2 separate regions of the Homo sapiens genome follow, and region 1 is linked to region 2. Evidence: chromatin contacts called from ENCODE Hi-C or POLR2A ChIA-PET data. All regions are on one chromosome and are shown on one strand. The core of a region is the stretch at or near the end of the contact, and the rest is flanking DNA. Distances in the headings are between cores, read along the strand shown. Region 1 holds the start of KNDC1 (kinase non-catalytic C-lobe domain containing 1). Region 2 overlaps ADGRA1 (adhesion G protein-coupled receptor A1).

Region 1 (2,700 bases), core at 189-2,688, 50 kb after region 2:
CACCCCAAGCCCGTGAGGTGACCTGGGCACTCGGTGACAAAGTCCTGTGCTTGTGGGGTCCCTGGTGCCTTCCCTTTGGGGTCACGTCAGCCCGGCGTTCCCCCGGAGGCACAAGTCTGGGTGGCAGCTGAGAGGCGTCAGGGGCACATCCAGACCTGACAAAGGAGGCGGCCCCAGCCCTGCAGCAGAGGGCCCAGGAGCCCAGGGGCTCAGCTCCAATGTCCAGGTCTGAGCACCAGGGTGCAGCGGGATCAGGCTCCTGGAGCAGAGTCTGCCTGCCACTTCCGCCTCCTTCCAAGACAGGGACTGGGGCGCTGCAGGCCCTGTGGGGCCCACAGAGAGAGAGCTCAGGGACAGCTGGCTGAGGCCACCCTCTGTGAGACTCCTCCTCTCCAGCTCCAGCCCACTCCACCTTGGCTTGCTGCCCAAGCTTCCAAACACCCAAGGATGGGGGAGGCTGCACCTGACTGCTGACTCGGTGGACCAGGGTGGGCCCCAGGGTGGGCATTTTCAATAAGGTGGGGCTGCCTGGCTGGACGCAGGGAGTCTGCCCAGCACCTGCCCCACTCCCAGCCTCCGGCTTCAGTGCCCACCTGGCTCCCGGGGAGCTGAGCCCCTGAACTCCCTGCCAGGCCAGAGTGACAGCCCGGGTGACCGACCAGGGGACAGAGTGCTGGGAATTCACGTCCCTGAACACACTGCACCCTCCCACTCTGCGGTCAAAAGCCCTGCTGCTCCTTCAAGCCAGGAGCATGGATTAAGTACCTACTGTGTGCCTGGCCAGCCACACGGACGGGGAGCTGACAGCCGGGCCCTGAAGCCGCCCTCTCTCCTGTGGGAGTTCTGGGGGTGGCCGGGGAAGGTGAGATTCTCCTCCACCCTCCCTGCCTCTTGGCCGAGCTTGGGGCTATCCTGGCTCTTCTGACCGCGGCACTACCGTGGGCCGGGGTCACCCTGGCGCTGAAGAAAGCCCCGGGGGGCCTTTGGGGCAGGAAGAGGTCAAGAGCCCCAGGACCCCCCAGGGTCCCCCAGGACCGGGGAGGGTCGGGTGCCCAGTGGGTCTCTCCGATGCCTCCAGGTGGGGATGAGGCAGCGTTATTGCCCCACCCCCAACATCCCCGGGCCTCCGAAAGACCCTCGCTCAGGAGAGACCCCGGCCCAGCGACCGCCCCGCCCCCCACCCCGGGCCCCGCCCCCCACCCCGGGCCCCGCCCGGCCCTGCCCAACGCCGCTGCAGAGGCCACCCCGGGACTGCGGCAGCCCCGCCCGGCAGCAGCGGGGGTGGGACGGGGGCGGCGGGAGCCGGCGAGGGGGTCTGCCCGTCCGAGCTTTCCTGGGCGCCGGCTCCGCCCCTCGACCCTTGGGGCCCAGGTGGGGCGCAGACCCCGTGGCTCCCCGCGGAGGCCACACGCCTGGCTCCGCCCCCGGTGCCTCCCCCAGGAAGGAGCGACGTTCCCTAGGCGCCGGGTCCGGACAGCGCCGCGCAGCCCCCGCGCACCCCGCGCCCCCCGCGCCCCCCGGGCCCGCCCCGTATCCCTGACCGCGTCCCCTGGAGACACTGCGGCAGCGGCGGGCGGGCGGGGGCGGGCGAGGGCCGGGCGCGTCTCCATGGAGCCAGGGCGCGCGTAGCCGAGCCCAGCCCAGCCCAGCCGGAGGCCCCGGGGGCGGTGCGCGGCGCGGCCGCAGGATGCAGGCCATGGACCCGGCCGCGGCGGATCTTTACGAGGAGGACGGCAAAGACCTGGACTTCTACGACTTCGAGCCGCTGCCCACCCTCCCCGAGGACGAGGTGAGCCCCCGGCCCCACTGGGGGGCCCCTTCCGCCGCCGAGGGGTCCGCGGAGAGCGCCCGGGGGGAGGACCCGGGAGGGGCTGTGAGCTCCCGCCTCCCCAGGCGCCCTCCATGGCCGAGGGGTTCCCACCGCCGTTCTCAGCCCCCGCGTTAGGATTTTCACCCGGAGGGGACAGCACCCCCGAATGCGCACGGGACGGCGGCGGGTGGGCAGCCCCTGCAGAAGTTGGTGCGCGGTAGCTCCTGGTGGAAACCCTGGCGGGACAGTGTGGGGGCAGCAAGGAGGACGGAGGGGGGTCTGCTTACTCCCTGCCGGGCCCCAGGAGGCCAGCGGGGTGCAGAGCAGCAGAGTCCAATCAGGCGCCGCTCAGGAGCTGGGGGATGAGGTCCCCGGAGCTGAGGTTCAGGAGCGGGGGGTGGGGGGAGCGCTGGATGACTGCCCCCCGAGACTGAGAGCTGCTTCCTGCTCTCTGGTTTTCCGGGCCTTCACCCAAGACCCCCCTACCCCGCAAGGTGCAGAGGGGCTCTGCCTGCCATCTGCATACCCTGGCGCTTCTGCTCATGGACCGCCCACCCTACAGCACCGGCTGCCCAGACGCCACCTTGGCTGGGTCTGACCCTGTAGCTCAGCTCTGGCTTGGCTGGGATGGAGTGGACAAGCCAGGCCCGGAAGCATGAGAGGTGGCCCCCAGGGGATACAGCAGCTCCCAGAGGGACCCTCACCCTCCAGGGATCCGAGATCTGCCAAACCTCCAACAGGCAAGAGCCCAGACGCTGGGCGCCTGCGTCTCCGGGTGACAGCGTCGTCACCTGCAGCCATTAGTGGGATGTTGTGGCGCCCTCTCTTTAAAGCCGGCCAAGTAAGCCTGGAGCAGGGAATCCCGGCTGCAGCAGCCGCGGGCCTGACCC
Region 2 (2,875 bases), core at 137-2,636:
AGCTCCACCCCTCCCCTCATGTCCTCCATGGTCCCAGCTCCACTCGGCCCCAGCTCCACCCGTCCCCTCATGTCCTCCACGGTCCCAGCTCCACTTAGCCCCAGCTCCACCCGTCCATCAGTCCCACAAAGGAACCAGCTCCACTTGGCCCCAGCTCCACCCCTCCCCTCATGTCCTCCATGGCCCCGGCCCCACCCCTGCCCCTCATATCCTCCATGGAACCAGCTCCACCCCCACAATGTCTTTGCAGCTCAGCAGCAGCACTGCTCTCCCAGCATTCGTGTCTGGGTGCTAGACATTTTGCCAAACTCTCTACCCCCTTTCCCAGATCAGGCCACACCTCCAGGCCCAGGAGTCTTCCCCACCTTTCCTGTCCCTCCTCCTCTCCCAGCCCCCGCTCCCTGGACCTCATCTTTCCTGCTCTGTGGACTGCCCTGACCCCAGCGGGCCTCCAGGTCCCTTTCTCAGCCTCCTGCTCTGCCACCTCCACACCACCTGGATACTTTTTCTCCCCAGCTGGAAGCCTGACTGCTTGCCCCCACGACCACTCCCCAGACCCCCCATTGCTGCTCAGCTGTGGCTCAGAGCCTTCCTGTCTGCCCCTTCCTGGCCTCACCTGCCCTTTGAGCACTGAGGGTCGGTCCCTCCAGTGGGATGGTTACCTCCCGTCTCCATTCCAGCCTCCTCCCTGCACCTCAGCTTCCTCTTAAGTGAGACCCCGACCTTCTGCCCGGTGCCCACCTCCTATTGCAGAGCAACTGTCCCCTGACCTCTCCTCCCCTCGATGACAATGACGGGAAGGTCCCTCCTGGTTCATATTCTCCAGGCTTGGCATCCAGCCCCTCCTGATTAAATGTTGAAACCAGAAAGAGACAAACGGCAGGGATGTAGTAAATATGTGTGAAATCGGCCTCCAGGCTCAGCTGGGCTGGATGTGTCGATGGAAAGCAATCAGTTTCATACTTTGTTCTGAGGCTTGGGTGAGCAGCACACTGCCCGTCATGCAGTGTCAGGCCCCACGGCCTCTGCACACTCAGGGCGGGGCTGGAAGGACTCGGGACTCAGCAGTGGTGGCATTCCTGGGTGTGGTTTGTCTCCACAGAAAGATACACTCAGGGAGGGGCTGGAAGATACACTCAGGACTCAGCAGCGGCGGCGTTCCTGGGTGTGGTTTGTCTCCACAGAAGGATACACCACAGGGCCAACGAGGGAAAAGACATCCAGCAGGGTCCAAGACTCCAGGTGCCGTCTCCAAAGTTCTCCTGTCCTGGGAGACGGCAGGTGGGGAGGATCCACACGGAACCTGCTCCTTCCTCCAGCAGCAAAATGCAGCAAAGTGTGCCCCGCACTTCTGCCCAGGAGGCCGCTCAGGCTCAAGCTCCGCATTCTTGCTGGGACAGGTCACTCCTGTGTGCTCTGCCAGCTCCGCTGGCCACAGCTACGGAGCCTCACACTCTGGCGGGAAGGCAGGTGCTGCCGTCAGTCATAAGGTTCATGCAAACAGCCCAGGCTGCTGTAGTGCCACATCCTGCGTCCCTGCACACAGAGCAGCCTTATCAGGCAGTGCGTGGGGAATGTGCTGAAAGCCACTGACCCAGGCACCTGCCACGCCCCAGAGCTGGCCCTTCTGCAGAGCAACACTGAGCTGCACAGGGTCGAATGTTCAGAGAGAAGCTCCTTGGATCTGCCATTTCTAACTATATGAGTGAGAAGAAAGAAAGCCTGAGAGAGAGAGAGTCGGTAAGAAATATAAAGAAATACTGGAAGAAAAAGAATAAGGGCAAATATTATGCACCCTGAGCTGACCCTTTGTACACAAAACAAAAGCCAGTGGTCTGATGCCCATGTCTGAACAATTAGCCTGCTTCCTCTATACCCATATCTCACAATCCAGATTTATTTTCCGGAATTCTGTTTTGACCTCTATTCAGCCTCTTCCCCTTCCTTGTCTTTAGTTTCCTGCCCAATCCCTTTGCCGCAGAGTGATGTCTGCATGGGGCCCTGGACACAGGTGCTGCTGGATAATTCAGTGATCCCAGGTCCCCAAGCACCTGCTCCAATGTGAGCACAGCCCACTGAAGGGTTGTTTCTGAATCTGTTAAGTGGAAATGTGGCTGAACTGGGGAGGTTCTGGGTAGGCTGGGCCACCTGCCCACCAGGGACACCTGCCCTCCTAATCCTGCCAAGCCACCTGCCTGCCATGGGCAGCTCCCCTCCTAATCCTGCTGGCCACCTGCCCGCCAGGGGTGCCTCCTCTCCTAATCCCACCAGACCACCTGCCCGCCGTGAGCACCTCCCTCCTAATCCCTCCAGACAACCTGCCCACCACAGGCACCTCCCTCCTAATCCCACCAGACAACCTGCCCACCACAGGCACCTCCCTCCTAATCCCACCAGACAACCTGCCCCCCCGGGAACCATCCCTCCTAATCCCACCAGACCACCTGCCCACCACAGGCACCTCCCTCCTAATCCCACCAGACAACCTGCCCACCACGGACACCTCCCTCCTAATCCCACCAGACAACCTGCCCACCACGGACACCTCCCTCCTAATCCCACCAGACAACCTGCCCACCACGGACACCTCCCTCCTAATCCCACCAGACAACCTGCCCACCACAGACACCTCCCTCCTAATCCCACCAGACAACCTGCCCACCACGGACACCTCCCTCCTAATCCCACCAGACAACCTGCCCACCACGGACACCTCCCTCCTAATCCCACCAGACAACCTGCCCACCACGGACACCTCCCTCCTAATCCCACCAGACAACCTGCCCCCCCGGGAACCATCCCTCCTAATCCCACCAGACCACCTGCCCGCCACGGGCACCTCCCTCCTAATCCCACCAGACAACCTGCCCGCCAC

Evidence for each region. A loop is a pair of places that touch in the nucleus more often than their neighbours do. ChIA-PET counts read pairs that join two places held with the same protein, here RNA polymerase II (POLR2A).
Region 1: POLR2A ChIA-PET joins it to region 2 with 15 read pairs in Panc1. The contact joins the promoter of KNDC1 here to the enhancer-like site in region 2. A Hi-C loop is called at or near these places in 2 of 168 maps with a recorded cell type or tissue (ovary and transverse colon). POLR2A ChIA-PET finds 5 or more read pairs at or near these places in 3 of 52 experiments (Panc1, activated CD4-positive, alpha-beta T cell and common myeloid progenitor, CD34-positive).

The regions. Positions count from the first base shown.
Region 1 is chr10:133,158,781-133,161,480 of GRCh38, forward strand. KNDC1 (kinase non-catalytic C-lobe domain containing 1) reads left to right here and starts at 1,439. Exons shown (of 30, transcript NM_152643.8): 1 at 1,439-1,789. The coding sequence starts at 1,688. RefSeq lists enhancers at 1,810-2,399, 2,400-2,700.
Region 2 is chr10:133,108,890-133,111,764 of GRCh38, forward strand. The region is part of intron 5 of ADGRA1 (adhesion G protein-coupled receptor A1); the gene reads left to right. Among named protein-coding and RNA genes, the nearest start is that of ADGRA1, 22 kb to the left of the region's middle. Within about 2 kb of position 1,387, at least 9 of the 41 ENCODE cell types and tissues checked have a DNase peak (open chromatin) inside an H3K27ac peak, as active enhancers do.